Linked DNA regions of Mus musculus: region 2 is linked to region 1. The links are chromatin contacts, found by Hi-C or POLR2A ChIA-PET in ENCODE. All regions are on one chromosome and are shown on one strand. The core of a region is the stretch at or near the end of the contact, and the rest is flanking DNA. Distances in the headings are between cores, read along the strand shown.

Evidence for each region. A loop is a pair of places that touch in the nucleus more often than their neighbours do. ChIA-PET counts read pairs that join two places held with the same protein, here RNA polymerase II (POLR2A).
Region 2: a map of left cerebral cortex shows a loop between it and region 1 (1.9-fold over the local background). The contact joins the promoter of Atf7 here to the enhancer-like site in region 1. A Hi-C loop is called at or near these places in 2 of 37 maps with a recorded cell type or tissue (heart and left cerebral cortex). POLR2A ChIA-PET finds 5 or more read pairs at or near these places in 2 of 5 experiments (Patski and embryonic stem cell).

What each region holds. Positions count from the first base shown.
Region 1 is chr15:102,582,048-102,587,518 of GRCm38, reverse strand. All of the region lies in intron 2 of Atf7 (activating transcription factor 7), which reads left to right. Among named protein-coding and RNA genes, the nearest start is that of Atf7, 41 kb to the left of the region's middle. Within about 2 kb of position 3,220, at least 2 of the 3 ENCODE cell types and tissues checked have a DNase peak (open chromatin) inside an H3K27ac peak, as active enhancers do; they include left cerebral cortex, where a contact is called at or near this core.
Region 2 is chr15:102,622,731-102,628,203 of GRCm38, reverse strand. It overlaps Atf7 (activating transcription factor 7), which reads left to right and starts at 2,740. Exons shown (of 12, transcript NM_001310067.1): 1 at 2,740-2,842. Gm25141 (a small nuclear RNA gene) reads left to right here and starts at 319; the gene lies at 319-425.

The DNA.
Region 1 (5,471 bases), core at 1,971-4,470:
CTGTCATTTAGAGAAATGATTATTTCTTTGTCCAGTGTGACCCCAGGTATTTATTCTCAAGATCTTTTTTTCTCTTAGAGTACACAGACCTCTAGGACCTTCAGTTGTATGAAAAGTTTGAGGTCAGCCTGGGTTAAATGAGACCTCATCTTTAAAAAAAAAAGAGCAACAGCGGCATCCTAGTTGTAGTGGGATTGAGAGCAGCTTCTTGTACCTTCACATCTTGTCATAGTAGGAATAATGTTTATGGTGCTGTAGTTCTGGCTTCACTTGGCGTCTAACCAACCTCCAGAGCTGTTTATTGCTTTGTATCCTTTGCCTCCATGAGCATTAGCCCTTAAATCTCTATTGCTCTGTAATACTTGAGGCAACAGATAACTCCTGTGATTGGTTAAATGCTACAAAGGGATGTTTTATTGTCTATATAACACAAATCTATAGATTATTTCTGTTATCCCAGCTTTCCCATTAAAAGGGCCATACTGGTTCTATGGGACTCTGGATCTTTCATTCTGCCCCTTTGGCAAGTTTCCCTAATATCTGTCATGAGCACAAAAGAAAAGCAAAGAAGAATAACTTGATGTTGATTACTCATTCTTTATGTTAGGGGAGCATCATGAATTGAAAAATGACCAGGAGAGAAATGAGTTAGGTAGGCAAATGCTCTTGTGGTGGTGTATGCATGCTATGTTTGTATGCTAGGACAGGTGAAGGCAATTTTAGACAAACAAATAAGCTTTTCATTCTTACCCCCTGCTAAGATTTTTTTAACTCAAAATTTCATTTAATAATTCATATTTTACTCAATAATTCATTTAGTTCCCATCTGGTAGGGGTGACTGCATGCTGTCAGGCAGCTGAAAATATACTACATGATACACAGTTAGGCCAAATGTTAGCCTTATTTTTGTAAAATGTTGATTTTGCAATAATTTCCAGTCCACTTTTGAGAATTCTGTAGTTGTATGTAACCTGTGATGGAACTGGTCTACAAGTATGTATTAACACAGAATTGGGATTAGGTTTAAAAATGCTCAGAGGCGTTAAGGACTAAGAATTAACTGGTTTCTTAAAGTCAAATCTGATCTCTTGATGCTCTTCCTAAACACATGTTACTGGGTTATTTTAGCTCTTTGTGTTATATATTGTGCTATTATTAAAAGCATATAATACATTAAAGCGTCCTTGCTTTAGCCTGTTCCCTCCATCCCCACCAAACAAACAAAAATTAAATGATGCTGTATGAATATAGTTGGAGCTATAATTAGGAAATTAAACTGAAAATTTTTCATTCATTAACTCTTGTTTTTCCTGCATACAACTGAGTATTTAAAAAGAAATGGGAGTGTTGGAATTTTTGTCAGAGCATTCGTGTTACAAATAAAATAAGATCCTGTATCTTTGTATTTCAATAATTCTTCCTAAGCCTAAACTCCTCCTCACACCCATCTATCTTACTATTTACTTATTTCTTTAATACTTTTTAATCAAACTGATGACTTTATAAAGCGCCTGGATCTCACAGTCTCTTCTTTCACTTAACTCACTTTGCCACCATTGCTAAACCACATATTGCTAGAGTTTTAACTGGTTGGATGCTATCACTGTGTAGAACTCATCATTCTTTAATCAAATAATCTTTCAGCCAATTCAGCATATTAAAAAAGAAAAGCCTGGTGTTCTCGCTCTCTCTAGTTAATGCGTTTCTTTAATGCGTATTGACTTGCTCAGCAGTCACATTCTGTCTGAAGTCCTTGTTAAGGCCTCTCTGTATGTGGATTCATAACACATCTGTGTGTACATCAACAGTGCGGTATAAATAATAATAAGTAATCACCAGATGGCCTGTAACTGCTCCTCTGGACCCTCTGGGTCTCTTGAAGCTGTTAGTAAAGTCTTCTGGCATTTTGCTGGTGAAAATTTGTCATAGATTTATTTCTAAAAAAATTCAAACTCACAACTGGGTGTTTAGGACTCGATGTTGCTGTCTGTGTTGTAAATATTTAACAGGCTGTGCACAATGGCAAGTAAAGGCCATTATGTACAGTGCACAGCACACACAGCGGCTCTGAAGCTTCTCTTCCTCCCAGCTATGTGAAGAGGAAAAGAAATGTCAATAAACTGCATTATGACCAAATGTGAGGTGCTTTCTGGAAGATTTTTCTTAAGAAAGAAAATGTCAACATTCTGCTCACAGGATTGTAATCAGGCTGAATTAAGCTTTTCAGCGGGTAACTTCAATAGCATACTATGTATTTATAAATTGAACTTCTGATATTTTGAGAAAAGCTCCTTCAGAAGTACTTTGGTTAAATCCTGGGTTTGAGCTTAGTTGAGATTTTAGCAAATAACAAACCTTTTTAAATGAGTTACAATGACCGGTATTAGAAATGTAACTCAGTTTCAGGCCTTAAACTTAAGACATTTATTGTTTTCCTAATATTATTTATAAAACAAACATCTTTATTTTTGTTCTCATTTCATAAATTTTTATGGAAAGGGTTTGTATTTTGTTGGGGGAAATTCTGTCCTGTTTTTTCATAGCATTTCACTCTTACTGGTCCCTTTGCTTCTGTACCTGTTACAGGACTCAGCACAGTTATGCACATTTACGAAATAAAATGGGCTTCATTACTACTACGTTTATGGTTCCCTTTTTCTTTGTTTGCTATAGATAATCAAAACATTTTTCACCAAAAATTGAGTATCTTCCCTTTCAAGCCTCATTTTCTTTCCTCTTTTAATTGTTGAATCTGTTTAACCAACGAGGTATACTGTCCTTTAAACTGTAGCACGTGGCTCTTATTTTTTTAGTAAGGATGTTTGAAGGAAAGCTTTTCTTTTGAATTCTCATCCTGAAGAGATGATACAAACTATGAGGGAAAATGTTAATACCTTATTTTAATGACATTTTGCCTTTTAATTTTCTCAAAATTATCATGTTTATAGATAAGATTTTAAGAAGGGGGATGAGATTTTAAGAAGGGAAATACCATGAGGGAAAAGATTTGAGACAATATCTTTGTGGTTTGCTTTTGAAATTTCTTTGTACAACAAAATTTGCTATTTAAGATAGCATCTAAGATGCATGGGTAAGAATCTGGATTTCTAGCGATCGTGTGAAGTACAGACAGAATGAGAATGAGCTTTGTGAAATTAGCTCGTTTCCAGTCTGGCATCTCCATGTGCTTTGTGTGGCTGCTGACTCTGCGGGCAGATTGAAGTACTGAACCAACTTCTGTTCTAAATGTTCAAATTGCCAGCCACCATTCTGGCTTTTAAATCTTGTTCACATCCATGATGCCAGATTTTGAGCGAGCATAGCTGTCTTTTACATCCCAGACAGAATTTGTAATTCCCTGTAATTTAAGGAAAGAGTTTTTCCTTTTTACCTTTGAAAATCTCCGAGTGGCACTGCAGAATAAATCTAGCCTTGCTTTGTCCTTTGCGTCATTGTAGAAAGCTAAGCACTCCATTTGGTATTCAGCAGATTGGCAGTCAGAATTGCAGCTCTGCTTATGAAAGACGCAGTGTCTTGAAGAGCCATGAATACTGTTCTAGAAAAAATTTGTCCTGGGGCAAAAGAAACAGCTCCTTATCTTCCCGAGGGCCAAATCTTTTGATACTAAGCAATTATCCCTTGACTTTCCTGAAAAAATAGCTCAATCTACCATAGAGATTGGCACCAGCACAAATTACAGTGCCAAGCTGATTCCTTAGCCACATGGAAAGGCATTGGTGATGCCAAAGGCTTAATGGTGGTGATTGTTCTGCTGAGGATCTGTGTCCCGTGTAAGCCTCTTGGCTTTTCTACCTCTGAGGGAGATAGCTTTTGATGTTTACCCACCAATCACCATAAGACTTCATTGTGAAAGGGCCAGTGTCACATCCTCCTTTCTTCAAGTTTCCCTCCTTGTCCTCTGTGGGTTGAGAACAAGCTATAGTTTTTCTTTTCCTTTCTTCTCATCTCTTCTATGTCCTTCTTTCTTTTCTTTCTTTCTTTCTTTCTTTCTTTCTTTCTTTCTTTCTTTCTTTCTTTTTTTTTTTTTTTTTTTGCATTCTTCTTATCGTGGTTCTTATTAGCCCCTGTCCTGGGTGAACATTACTAAACAGTGTTTCCTTTTTTTAAATTAATAGACTTTATTTTTTAGAGCATTTTTGTATATGTGCTCTTTCTTCCTTCCTATTGTTGTCCTCCTTATTTTTAAGATAGGGTTTCCTGTAGCCCAGGTAGCCCAGGCTCATCTCAGATTCACAATGAGACTTTGTCCTTGGTCCCTCTAGTGTTGGGGTTGCAGGTGTGTCCTATCGCACACGGCAGGAGCTTGGGTGTTTTAAAATATATATTATATATATAAATAAATAATATCATATTTTGGAGGTGTATGATGTAAGTGTGGTGCATACATGCCATTGTATGTTTATGAAGATCAGAGGACAGTTTGGAGAGACCTCACCTTGTTGAGGCAGGGTACATAAATATACAGTACCCACACCTTTAGTCCCTGCACAGGGAGGCAGAGGCAGAGGCAGTCTGATTTAATTACAGACAGAGGCAATCTGATTTACAGGAGGCAAGGCCTGTCTGGTCTACAGACTATGTTTCAGAATGCCCAAAGCTACACAGAAAAAAAAAATTCTGTCTCAGAAACAAACAAAACAACAAAAACAAAAAAAGGATAACAGGTGTTAGACACCATGCTCAGTTTATGATGTTCTGGAAATTGAACATAGGGCCCCCTGCTTTCCAGGCAAGCACTGTACCAACTGAGCTAAATCTTCAGCCCTATTAATAAAAAATTTAAAGACAATTTTAGGTTCATACAAAATTAAGTAGGAAGTAGAGTCCTCATCTATCCCCCACCCATGAGCACAATGTACAACTTCTCACTATCAGTCCACTGAAACACTGATACATTTGTTATATATGAGTAACCTACACTGACACATTATCAGAGTCAGGAATTTACATTAGAGTTCACTCTTGATGTTGCACATCCTATACGTTTTAACAAATATATAATGACTTGTTTATGTCATTGTCACATCATATGGAACAGTTTCACTGTCCTAAAAATCCTGTGTTGTGCTTGTTCATCCCTCTCTCCCAGCTACCTCTGTTCTTTATTATCTTCATGATTTTATCTTTTCCAGAATATCACAACCTGTAACCTTTTAAATTAGCTTCTTTCACCTACCAATATACACTTATATTCCTTTATAGCTTTTCTTGCCTTAAGTAGATCATTTCTTTGTAGTACTGAATAATATCCTAGTTTTGGGATGTCAGAGCTTATTTATCCATTCACCTAATGAAGGATATCTTGGTTGCTTCCAGCTTTATGTAATTATGATTTCAAACATGTACAGGGTTTTATATGGACATATATTTTTAATTCATTTAGGTAAAAACCCAAGAGTACAATCACAAGATCATTTGGAAAGAGTATGTTTAGATTTTGGAGGAATAG
Region 2 (5,473 bases), core at 1,491-3,990, 41 kb before region 1:
GCTGGGATTTGAACTCCGGACCTTCGGAAGAGCAGTCGGGTGCTCTTACCCACTGAGCCATCTCACCAGCCCGCCTCATTTCTTAATTATGAAAATAATGGTATTTTTTAAATACTAGGAGCTGGAGAGATGGCTCATCAGTTAAGAGCACTGGCTGCTCTCCCAGCAGACCCGGGTTCGATTCCTAGCACCCACACAGGAGCTCACAACTCTGTAACTCCAATTCCAGAGAATCTGACACCCTCACAGAGACATACATGTAGGCCAAATATCAATGCACATAAAAGAAAAACAAAGACAAAAACAAACAACCCTCATGTGCTCGATTCAGTAGCACATATACTAAAATTGGAACGATACCTAGAAGATTAGCATGGCCGCTGAGCAAGGATGACATGGAAATCTGTGAAGTGTTCCATAATTAAAAGTAAAGACAAAGCAAAACAAAAACCCCCTCTTTATTTCACTTTTGCTATATAGGGAGAAATCCCTTGGATTCTTCCACCATTGAGAGGATGCCAAGAGGTTAGATAAGATCACTGACAGGAAGTTCAGAAAGCTGAATAACAAAAAAGCTGTGAAGGGAATCAGGTCTGGTGAAGCATGCCTGTAATCCTAGCACTCTGGACAGAGGAAAAGCATTTAGAACACATATTCTAAGTTACCCAGATAGTCAGACCCTGTCTCAAACAAACAAACAAAGAAAAAAAAAAAAAGAAAAAGAAAAAAAGAAGAGAAAAGAAAAGAAAAGAGAAGAAAAGAAAAGAAAAGAAAAGAAAAGAAAAGAAAAGAAAAGAAAAGAAAGACTGTGTTAGGTGTTGATATTTAGCTCAGTGCTGGAGTACAAGGCCCTGGGCTCAGTGCCTAGAACAGAGAAGAAAACAGCTTCAAAGGGGGAACAGAGCCCATTACCACCCCTCCACCCCACCTCACCCCTTCTTCTGCCCTACCCCATACAGCCACACACTGGGCAGAGACTATGGCTACAATATTGCTACTGTTATAAAGAAGAAAACACAACTAGTTAGCTGTCGGGATCCCTGGAATCCCTTGTCAACTCTACTTAAATCTGTTCAATTCTTAAGCTTTTATTTACAGTAACACAAACACAAAAAGTACCATCTTAACCACATAATTTGTGTGTGTTCATGTGTATCACAGACTGGTCTCAAATTCACAGAGACCTGCCTGCCTCTTCTTCAGGATAAGTTTTTCAAATGTAGCTCTTATATTTGATGTTCTCCTGAAAGTCTCAAGGCTGTCTCTTAATAATTCAACTCCTCAGGCTAAAGAGATGGCTCAGCAGTTAAAAGAGGACAGACCATTCTTCCAGAAGACCTTGTTTCTAGTCCCAGCACTGACACTGCAGGTCTCAACCATTTGTAACTTTAGTTTCAGGGTACCTGGTGCCCTCTTCTTGCCTCCACAGGTAGGCATCTGGTATGTAGATGGTATACATTCAGGCCAGACAAGTGGCTCATACTTAATACAAGTACTTAGGTGGAGGCTGACACAGGAAAATGAGTTTCAGGACAGCTTGGCTTCAAAATAAGCCCTGCCTCATTCATAAATAAATAAATAAATAAATAAATAAATAACTTTCTCAAGAGGACTTCTCTCAATACTAGCAATAGTGTTTTTCCCCTCTTAGAGTTGCTTTCGGTCTCATTACCCTGAAAAGCTCTTCACTTTCTGAAGTAAGTATAATTATTGACTTATGACCTATCTCTCCCTCAACCGTAAAATAAAAATTCTGTCAGAGAAATTTTCCACATGACCAGGACAGTGTTGTGTGTGCTTTTGTTTTTGACGTAGTATGTGCTGTTGGTATTTCAATAAAATACTTGCTGGGTAACATATACAAATTTTAAAAAAAAAAATCACTGTGCTGTGGCTTCACACTGAGCTACACTAACAGTCCTACTTTCTCTCTGTAAGTGTGTGTGTGTGTGTTGTTCACAGGTATGGAGGGTTGTCCAAGAGACCAGATGACAACTTCAGGTTTGGTTCCTCAGAGCTATCCCCCTTATTTTTATTGTTTGTTTAACGCGGGATTTCCCACTGGCCCAGAAGGCTAGACTGGTGATCATCCATGGTCTTTTGGGGGTGGGGTGGGGGGTTGTTGAGACAAGGATAGCGCTGGCTGTCCTGGAATTCGCTATGTAGACCAGGCTGGCCTCGAACTCACAGAGATCCGCCTGCCTCCATGTGGCGATTAGAGGCGGGCGCCGCCGCGGTGAGGCTGGAGTTGAACGTACTTCCTCACACTACCATCGTAGCTCACACACAGCACACACCGGGCAGGGGCTTCGGCCAGTGAGGTGCTGTCAAGTGTAAAGCAGAAAGTGCAAGCAGTCACCTGCTCGGATCGACTCTTGCTTAACTTCCTCCACACAACTAATGACCAGCTTGGTGACTGAAGTCCCTCTCTTGGCTCCGCTCCCTTAATTCCCCTTTATCCGAGGGCTGCCTGAGACACTCTCAGTCCCTCCCTGCCTTTGCTTCACCTTCGGACCTCCACAGCTACAGACAGATCGGCAGCGTTAGACGCCAGGGCCGCTCTCCCCGCGCTGCCCACACTTTGCAGCCGAACACGTGCGAGTCGTGTGTACAGCGCTCGCCCAACCTTCCACTCAAGCCACGCTCACAGCAAGCCCCGCCCCTAGGCCCTGGTCCAACTCAGCCCCACGAGTCGCGCCCTCGCCCCCACTTCTCGCGAGAAGTGAACACGCCTGGCCGGACGGGAGGAAAGTATCTGCTCCGCTGAGGGGGGAAAGGAGGAGCAGGAGACAGATTGTGGGACCGAGCGCGGGCGGGCGGGAGGCGCCGGAGCTACCAGCGGGTGAGTCCTGTTAACATTAGCTAGTCCGTGGCCTGACAGGAGTCTCTCCTTCTACTCTGGCCAGTCCCAGCGTCCCGGGCCGGGGTCTCCCCTCCCAGTCTGTTGGACGGGGGCGCTGAGGCGGTGGCCAGGCCTGTCTGAGGAAGAGGGTGGGGCGTAGGCTAAAGACAACCAATAGGAGAGAAGGAAGCCACAATTGGCGGCCATGAGCGCTAATGGGAGATCGCCTTTACCTTGCGGAGTGCCGCCCTCTTCTCTTCTCCCGCCTCCTTCCTTTTGGAGGAAGGCGGGGCCAGAGGACTGAAGTGTGGGGAGAACTTGGGGTAAGTAGCCCCGGGGGGCACAGGGCGTGGCGAGGAAAGGGGGGTTGAATCCTGAGGGAAGCGAAGTCTAGTGGAAGTCTAATGGAGGGATCTTGGAGTGGAAGATAGAGGAGGACTGCTAAACTAGGTTGAAGACTCAAAAGATTTCCCAAAAAGTGGGTTTAGGGCTTGGCACTGCAGAAGGCAGAGGTAAATAGGCAGGAGGTAGGTTTGGGTGACGAGAGCCTGGCTCAGGTGAAAGCACGCGTTGTGTGGTCGAAGTGGAGCATTGGGAAACGGGGGTCCTGGCGTTTCGATTGAATTCAGAAGAATCTGAGCAAGAGACACGGTGTCAGAAAGTATGGATCTGGACAGATTAAGTGGATGAGTTTAGGAGGACATGTGAGTGGGTTGGGTTGCTAGAAGGCATCGCTTCGGTGATAATATGGAAATCCAGAGGGTAAGGGGGGATATTTGGAGAAGAGACAGCGACTGACATACAGTCTGGTTCTTTCTTCAGTCGGGAGACCGCCAGGATACTGCTTAGTGTTTTTTGGTGGATATGGCACCCAGACTGGTGACCAGCCAGCCAAAATGCTGGCCCGGGGGTTGAGAAGAAGAAAAGTAGGGCGCTACTCTGATTGTCATTTTTCCAGTGTTCCACTTTCCAAGTTTCATTTCTTTCAGAACACAGGGATGTGGGCCTGGGACTTCGCAGTCCAAGTTGGAGACCCGTTGGGACTTCTATGTTGCTCTGAAATGCTTATTATGTGCACTCACTGGGGTGTTTACTACCCAGGGCACCTCCTACCCAGATTCCCGTGTTACTACTTTCCTAACTTTGTTTTCTGCTTAGCAGAGGGTGTTTTAATATCTCTCAGGGTTCATATGAAGTATAGGTTTGTGGAGATGTGCAGGTTTTTTTTTTTTTTTAATTTCAGCAAACTCATTTGTTTCCTATGTTTAAAATTTTTTCAGCAGTATAATTTCTGAAGAAACTATAGGTACTCTAAACACTAACAAATAAATTTTGTTTCCTTAAATGTGAATTTTCCCTTTCGTTCATTAAGAGTTATTTAATGGATGATTGAACTTAATCTTAATTATCTTGTATATTTTCTTGTTTATTAATTGGGGCAGTGTTTCATATAGCCCAAGTACACCTCAGACTGAGATAACTGAGGGTGACCATGATCCTCCACCCACCTCCCAAGTGCTGGGATAATAGGTGTGTACCACCATATCCAGTTTATGTAGTACTAGGGTTCTCAGGGTCTTATACATGGTAGGTAAGAACTCTGCCATGTGAGCTACAGTCTTTAGCCCTTGTGTGTGTGTGTGTGTGTGTCTGTGGTTTATGTAGTGTGTCATGTAGCCCATACTAGCTTTGAACTCATTTTTAAATTTCTGATCCTTCTATCTCCACGTACCAAGGGTTGATACAAGCATTCGCTTCCATGCCCAGTTTATCAGTTTATGTGGCGCTGGGGATTGAACCTAGGGCTTTGTGCATGCACTGTACCCATTGAGCTTTATCCCCAGTCCACTTTTTATATTTTGAGTGGTGTGAGTGAAATAGACTCATAGTTCAGGAAATTGAACATTTTCTCATGTTTTCTTTGCATCCAGATTTACAAAAAAGAGCTATCATAGTATTTTAGGACAAGGGTTGAGGAACTCAAACACAATTTGTTTTTAAGCATGGGGGATGTAAAGTAAGTGGAAGCTATTGCGAAACTCAACATGACTGTAAGAAAAGAAGCTAAAGAAAAGGTTGGCAGCCATACGAAGTAGTCTTACCAGTTTGTTCTTAATTCTGTACAGAAAAGGGACAGGACATTGCCCTTTGTTTAGTAGTTGTATATCACTTAATAGTGAGTTAAGACTCAAACAGCTAATTAATAACTTTCTTTGCATAGGTTATATTCCTTCTACCGCCCCCCACCACCACCTTTTGGCATTTGTGCATGCATGAGTGTGTGAGTGTGTGTGTTGTAGGGATTTATAGTGGTACTTAAGTTAGAGCTTGTGCATGCCAGGAGAGCATTCTACCAGTGAGTTATAACCCTACCTCTTTTATTTTTGAGAATTGAAGTACTACTAAAGAAAAAACACAGATCATGTGGTTTTGTATTAACCCCTGTTCTTCAGCAGCCAGTTGAAGTGTTTCTCCTTGGCTAGAAATTGTCCCTATATAAACACTGAGACTGATCAACTACCAAACCTTTACTATTAGCTACTGAATTGGGTTTCAACTGGGAGCATTTGCTACTGAACAGTAGCAAATTTTCTAGGCAGTAGTCTTCCCCTCCCCCATCCAAAAAAAAAA